Regions from separate parts of the Homo sapiens genome. Here region 2 is linked to region 1. Evidence: read pairs that join two places in POLR2A ChIA-PET (ENCODE). Cell type or tissue: PC-3. All regions are shown on one strand.

Region 1 (4,000 bases):
CAAGAAGGTATGTCCCAAACCTTAAATCTAAAAAATATAAGTGTCTTCTTGTCACATCCATATGAACCCATTCCATCTCCATAACATATCAACATTTTATTTAAAGACAATTTATATAAAGGTAGTCTTTTGCTCACTTACATTTGGCATCTCATTTAAGATGAATTTCAATGTACTCATCCTCCCTAATTTTGCATGCATATATTTTTCTTTCTTCAGGACTATCCATCAAATCTATGTCAGTTTTGTAAAGTCAAGACATTTCCCCCAACAAATTGGTCAAGTGAAGCATATGTTTAAGACCTGCCTGGAGAGTCAGTGTTCACCATCACCTGATGTGCTTTAGCACTAACTATGTAACAATGACTTGTTGGGTCTCCTACAGTACACCTAAGGACATACTCCCCATTTTAAAGTTATACAACCATATAGCACATATGCAAACACACAATTATGAGCCATTCTTACTTTGCACATGAATATAATCATACTAAAAGATTAGCAAATTGAATCCATCATTGTATAAAAACAATAATATATCATGACCAAGTAGAGCTTATTTCAGAATTGTAAGCATGTTTCAACATGAGGAAATCTACTAATGTAATACAACATTAATATATTAAAGAAGAAGAATAATATCACCCAAATTATGCCCCCCAATTCTATACAAATTCAACATCCTTTCTTGATAAAGCTTTAGCAAGCTAGGAAAAGAAGAAAACTCCCTGCCTTCATAACAGTGGTTTCATAGAAAACCTAAACCAAACCCCATTTTAAAAATTAATTTTAATTTTAAGTTCCGTGGTACATGTGCAGGACGTGCACATGTTCTGGAGAAAAGAATGCTGCACAGAGAGGCCAAGAAGAATCTGAGCAGACTAGCCTTGCTGGGTTTAGGTAATGCCCTTTTTGTCCAATCACATTTCTGCACAGCTGTCCAAGCTTTAATCATGGACAACCAATGACGCTCCATAAAAAGCCCAAAGGACACAGTTCTGGGAGCTTCTAGAGAGCTGAACATGTGCAGGTAGATAGGAAGGTGAAGAAGAATTCATCCACCTGCCTGGAAAGTGGCACACCCCAACTTCACAGGGATGGAAGCTCCTGTGCTCGAGACCCTTCCAGACCTGGCCCTATGCATCTCTTCATCTGGCTGTTTATTTGTATCCTTTAAAATATCCTTCATAATAAACTAGTAAACGTGTTTCCCTGGATTCTGTGAACTGCTCTAGCAAATTCATTGACCCCAAAGAGGGAATTGTGGGACCCCTCATGTAGAAGCCAGTCAGAAGTTCAGGTGGCCCAGACTTGTGGGCCTCAACCTTCAACCTGTGGGTTCTGACACCATCTCTGGTTAGTGTCAGAAGTGAACTGGAGGACAGTTCACCACAGAAGTGGTGCTTGCTTGCAGGAAGAAATCCCACATATATTGGGGCCACAGAAGTCTTCTGTGTTGATGACTGTTGTTTTTGTGTGAGAAGAGAGGAAAAACATGGTTTGAGAGTTTTTCCCTAAACAGTATCTATAAAAATTATGTGTAAAATTTGAGCTCTGTAGACTATTTTTTTCAAGTCAAACTATTTATGGCACCCTAGCAGATTCAATAGAAATCCCAGCTGTTGGTTGAAGAGCGGTGGGGCCCTGCCAGGCTCCAACCTCCCCTCCCACTGCATCCTCCACCCCAATCCCCAGGCATATCCAACTAGGTCAGAACTTCATGACTTCAGACCATGGGCTTAGGGTGGGATGTAAAAGAAGTTGTCTTTTGTAAGTGAAAAAACTGAAAGGAAAGCGTCTTGGAGGATCTTTCTATGTGGTGGAACCTCTCGGTGAAGTGAACCAGTCCCAAATAGTCAAGTGTTTCCCTAGAATACTGAGAGGATTCTCCCCAGAGTTACCTCATCACCATGTCTGCAGCAAGTAGAGTTGACATTGAGTATGAGAAACTATCTGAAATAAAGGAAATTCCATCAAAACAAAGTTTAAAAAAGCAGCTGGTAAGCATGGTGTTTAATTAAAGAAAAAGAAATAAGGCAGACCAAACAAGAAACGCCTGGATCAGGAATATCTGAACAAGTTACACAAAGAACAAGACTGAAAAAGCTTTTGAAAATGCCTTAGATATGAACTGAGATAATATTTGCAACTTGAAGTTTATAAAACATTTCAAATTGATCCAACAAAAGAGCTTATTTTAATCATCTTCCCAGGTGCTACGAATATCTCAAGAGTCATTTTGTGATTTCAAGTGCAAGATCCTATGAAGCCCTTCTCAAACACTGTTCTCTGCTTACAGTTTAATAAGGAGCCCGATCTTAGGGGCCACATCACAATGTTTTATGAAGCCCACAGAGGAGTCATCTGTTAGACCTGCGGCAATCATCAAGCTTAGTCCCAGATGGCCACAAAGAGAATGCCCTGAGTCCAGTGTGAGACTGAGTCAGGTAAGAGGACAGGGAGAGACCAGAGGCCAGCCAGCTCCTCCCCAGGAGATTGGCCTAAAATAGGCATTAACATGAGACTTTAAGGGTCAGAGTTTTGGTATTTCTCACCTGTAAAAACGATCATGAAATTCTGAGACGTGGGAGTTGAAAGAGTAGTTGATATCACAAATCCTAACTACCCTTGGTTCTTACTTGTCCCTCTTGGTGACTCCAGGCTACTGCCTCCAGAGGAAAATGAAAAGCGCTGCCAGCCACACACTTTACCCTTTATCAATTCACAACTCTTACTTGATGATACCTCCCAACAACTTGCCACCAGTGTAGACTCACAGCTGCCCCTTTCAAGAAGGACATTTGGAAACACAGTCAACAAGGCTCCCTGGGCTTGGTTACCTGACAGCCCAGAACTGTGACAGTTGCTAAACAAATAGACAGGTGGGTTTTGCCCTTAACAAGCTTACAATCCCACCTAACGTCACAAAACTCACTCAAGTCAATATCAAAAGAACCTCTTTTGTAGAGCACCATCAATAATATAATATAGACACAATGAAGCAAGTCCAAGTAGAAACAATCCCAGACGGGCAGAGGCTAAGTAGAGGCCCCCTTTCTTCTCTAAGCTCCCTAGGTTTGTGTTCTCAACCTTGGCTGCCCACTGACATCACCTGAGAGCTTTTGAAACTTGGGATGTGTGGTCCCACCCACAGAGGTGCTGATGGAATTGATTAAATATCCTGGGAATCAGGATATTTAAAAGCCTGACAGGAGGTTTTAACGTGCACGTGGGGTTGAGAACCACTCATCAAGGTGATTCCACTTTGTGGGCAGACAGAGTTCAGCACCACAGCCCATAGTGCTAAAAAAGGGGACATCTGTGCAATGGCCACTGATTTGGGTGATTTGAAGCTGACTGATGAAATTTTAAGAGCAGTTTGGCATGAGTACTGTTTCTTTGGTGGACAACATCACCCGAGTGACACAGGGTGCCAAAGAGCCAGCAGAGTTTGATTTTGTTTCTGTTCTTTAAAAAGACAGACGTGAGCTATTTACCCACTGAGGGGAGAGACCCAGTAGAGAAAGGGTTTGAAAAACAGAAGGGGCATCCAATTCATCAAAGCTCCAAGGAGACGGGGTGAAGTAGGGTCTGGACTAGAGCTCAGATGTGAGGATTTTCTTTTATGAAGACAATTAGGGGAAAGGGACCTAACACTGAGCAGCAACTCTGTTAGGTACTGGGCTAGGCACTTCATAGGCATGATTTCATTGAATCTTCCCAGCGAATCTGCAAGGACTTCTGTAACACAGAAGGTCCTATATCCAGAATCCCTGGGTCTTGACTATTCCACGTGAATGATATTTCCAAATTGAATACTCCAAAAGAGCAGTGATCAAAAAAAATGTTCATGTAGGCCCAATATAATTTATTATGAAAAGAACTATCTGAAAGTAGTATAATAAGTCCAGCTTCAAAATAAAGGAAATGATTGACAAAATCTGTCAAACATGTGAAAGTGGGTGCCTGTACCTAAGAGATTCTAACTTCTCCCCCCAGG
Region 2 (4,000 bases), 250 kb after region 1:
TGAAATTATTCTTGAAACACAACAATAAAAATAAAACAAATGAAAAGCAATACAGTATAACAACTATATATATAGCATTTACATTGTATTAGGTATTATAAATAATTTAGAGATAATTTAAAGTATACAGGAGGATGTGTGTAGGTTACAAGCAAATACTATGCTGTTTTATATAAGAGACGTGAGCAACATCCACAGATTTTGTTATCCACGGGGGTCCTGGAACCAAATCCCCTAAAATACTGTAGAACACCACCAACTAGGATGGTATCTTTTATAAGATTTGACTAAGGAAAAAACAGAATTCTTTGCTTTACTGCAGTGTTGCTAAGAAACACTGGATTTAGTAGCCAGGTATGGGTTTAAATGCTACCTGTACATTTTACATACTATGACTCAGAATGAAATAATGTATGTAAAACTTCTACTGCAATTCTTAGTACAAGTAAAAAATAGAAAATTATTGTTTTAATTGGAATGGTGAAATTAAAAGGCCAGACCAGATATTCAAAGTATGTAAGATTATTATAGCACACCTAATCTGGAAGAATATGTTTCATATGAAGAAAAAGGTATGTGCTTGTATATGTGTATATAAAACACATAAAGTAACGTTGTTATGAAGCTGTACGTGCAACTAAAATATTAGAAGTCTAACTCATGTGAATTTATTTCAGTAGCAATAATATAGAAAAAATATGGATAATCCTTTACATATTGTTATAATGGGATACAACTGAATGATGAAAAAAGAAACTTCATTTTAGGGGTTCAGGGCTATGGTGCTAATTTCAGCTATTTTCTAGAGCGAATTAAACTTTACATTATTTTCAAAATTGAAATAGTGCACAAAATTTGTCTTTGTAGTAGTGGAAAAGAAAATAGAATTGCAGAGAAAGGAAGGAATTAATTCAGGCCTCCAAAAGATCTTTTCTAAGCCTTCTGCAGGTAGTCAAAAGACAAAAAAAAAAAAGTTAGTAAAAATGTAAAACAAAAATTGTTTAAGTTAAAAGAAAGATCCCCCAAAACAAAATCTGTAACTTGAAAGAAAGGCAGATATGCAGAATGCTGTACAATTTATCCTGTCATTTTTTGATGTATATGCTATAATACAAATTTTTATATGGATGATAATTTATCATCAATAAAAAACTTATATGTCTGCTCTTTATAAGCCATATGAAATGAGGCATAGACTGGAGAAATGACAATGAATTATGATCAACAAAATATCACAATTTGAATTAAGACTTGATATACAAATACCGATGAGAAAAAATTAAAATTAAGAGTTAAAGAAACAAAGTCAAAATATAACTATGCAGTCTTAGGTATAGTTCTTATTTTCAATTAATCCACTGGCATTCTGTTTTATAAAAATATTTCTCACTTCACTGAGGATAGTGCTGTGATAAAATATAAATGATTAACAGTTTACCTTTGAGATCTTCTACAGTTTCCTGTGCTGACAACTCCTACACAAATGAAAGAAACAAAAATCAATAGATGACTCAGCTGACCGTCCATTTCCAGACAGTCGGCAATAACTGACAGCAGTCACTGATTTTCTAAATGGCATGTAGGGGAGAGACAATACAGTGTTCACTCTCCTTAAGCTTCTATAAAATGGGGCCCAGAATGGATACAAACATATGTAAATGTGGACATTCAACCGAGACAACTGTACTGTGACAAAGGGAGATTTGCTACTAAGAAAGTAAGCAAAGAAGGAAGAAGCCACTACTTACACTATAGTGAATGGAGCTCAACAAAGTTAATCTAGAAAAAAGGTGATTTATTGACTTCCCAAAAAGACAAGTGTGATTTAAAATGGAAAGCAGAGGTGATATCCATTTCAGGTGGAAGGCACTGCAGATATGATGACTTAAATGAATGACAACAGAAAGAAGCAAAGGCCTACATATTGGTTCTCTGCCCAGTGTGGTTGACCCAGCAGCGCAGGTGGACGGCAGGGAAGGCCAGAGAGTGTGCTTTGAACACACGACTGGGCATTTATTTTATGGTCCCAAGGGCACCCTTCAGGCCATTTCCAGACCCTGGGATGTGATATTCCACTGTACACGGGCCAGTGATTACAGCATGCAAGCTACAATCACTGCTGCTGAACACTCCCATTCTAGGTGAGATCAACATCGAAATCACATGAAGAGGGTGAAACAGGAAAGAAGACCACTAACCAATGGCCCAGAAGAGTGATGAGAGGTTATGCTTTGCCCTCTGGAGCTGCAGCGGAGGGGAGGCGTGGAGAGGTTTCGACTGGCCTCTTCCTTTTTGCCATTGTGAATCTGCCTATTATTGCTAACCCAACATGAGAAACACAAGAGCAGTGAGCGATATTATCAAACAGAAGCATGACTCTTTTAGTACTAGTCTAAAAACTTTTTTTCCTAGAGTCCATTTTGTTATATTCCTTACATATAAATCTTTTTTTGTTGTTGTTAAGAGACAGGGCTTCGCTCTGTCTGGGTAGACTGGAATGCAGTGGCACGATCATGGCTCACTGCAGCCTCAAGCTCCTGGACTCAAGTGATCCTCCCACCTCAACCTCCCAAAATGCAAGGTTTACAGGCATAAGCCACCATCTGCAGCAGATAAATCTTATAATAAACATTATTTTTAAATTAGAGGACATGCTATCTTAAGGAGCTATAAGAAATAATACAAGAATGGTGAAAAGAATGCTAACTCAAGAATTACTCTTAATATTTCAGTTCTATGTAATGTATTACTTTTATATCAACAAACACAAATGCTGTTCTTTAAAATACTCTGGCATGCTCTAAGCATTTAAATAACAACATTAAAAGCAGTGAAGGGAAATTTTTTGCAGTGCTAAGCCTAAGGCAAATGAATTCTAGATCTTATGAGAAGGTCATATTGACTTCCCAAAAAGACATTTATTGGGAAGCCAGTTAAACCATCTTGATTATGAATATCAATTTTATGCTTAAGTATATGCTGAAATATAAGAAAAATGCATATATTTCTGTCTGCCTATACTAGTAATTTCATAAACACTGATAAAAAACTTATTTTAATCAAGAGCAAAACATTTACATTTTGAAGTGTCACATTAATTGAAAATATTACCTTGGATTTCTGTGATTAGTTATGTGTTCACCTTTGGCCTCCTTGTCTTTATTTGGCTTTTCTTCCTTTCTGGAGGGCTTTTGCTGAATTACTTCTCCTTTGTCAAACATGAGGTGTAGGCGATAACTGACCAGTTTGATTATTGTGAAGAATATAGTCACTGCACTGCAGTAGAAAAATACAATGATCGCATTTGGAGGAAAAGCCTGAAGAAAGGAAAAGACAGAGAAAAATCATTTGCTTTTAAGATTTTCTTTCTGTTTTAAATCTGGAAGCATTTTTAGACTATCTATTGAATATAAATTAGGCAAGATTTCAAATTAGACTAATTTTTTAAGTTTTCCTGGTTAAAATACTTGAGGAGAAAGAGCTGCTTTTTATTTTTTGAAGTCTTTTTTGTTTCTCAGGTTCTGTAGTAGTTGCACTGATAACCAACATTTGATTTGCAGGCAGGAACCCCACAGAACAAAAGATATATTCGAGGAAACCTCTCCATTTTTTTTTTTTTTTTTTTTTGAGACAGTGTCTCACTGTATCACCCAGGCTTGAGTGCAGTGGCAAGATCTCGGCTCACTGCAACCTCCGCCTCCCGGGCTCAGACAATTATCCTGCCTCAGCCTCCCGAGGAGCTGGGATTACAGGCATTCACCACCATGCCCGGCTAATTTTTGTATTTTTAATAGAGACAGGATTTCATTATGTTGGCCAGGCTGGTCTCGAACTCCTGACCTCAGGTGATCCGCCCACTTCGACCTCTCAAAGTGCTGAGATTAAAGGTGTGAGCCACTGTACCCGGCCTCCATGTTTGATAAGCTCTTATCTATGGCCTAATCCAATGCATCTTCCTATGCAGCTCATCTTAAAGGCCAGAGATGTATTTTGTTTTCAA

The links. Peaks named below come from ENCODE experiments on the same cell type or tissue, not always from the same donor. Only the 100,000 strongest peaks of a DNase experiment are listed, where the experiment ranks them.
Region 2: POLR2A ChIA-PET joins it to region 1 with 8 read pairs; 2 of 35 experiments call an interaction of 5 or more read pairs at or near these places.

What each region holds. Positions count from the first base shown.
Region 1 is chr1:233,010,662-233,014,661 of GRCh38, forward strand. All of the region lies in intron 28 of PCNX2 (pecanex 2), which reads right to left. Among named protein-coding and RNA genes, the nearest start is that of NTPCR, 62 kb to the left of the region's middle. In PC-3, no CTCF peak of the experiment used is centred here; no DNase peak of the experiment used is centred here.
Region 2 is chr1:233,259,847-233,263,846 of GRCh38, forward strand. PCNX2 (pecanex 2) reads right to left here. Exons shown (of 34, transcript NM_014801.4): 2 at 3,112-3,317; 3 at 2,199-2,319; 4 at 1,439-1,475. Among named protein-coding and RNA genes, the nearest start is that of PCNX2, 34 kb to the right of the region's middle. RefSeq lists enhancers at 1,561-1,680, 1,711-1,790. In PC-3, no CTCF peak of the experiment used is centred here; a DNase peak (open chromatin) is centred at 1,525; H3K27ac peaks cover 853 bases.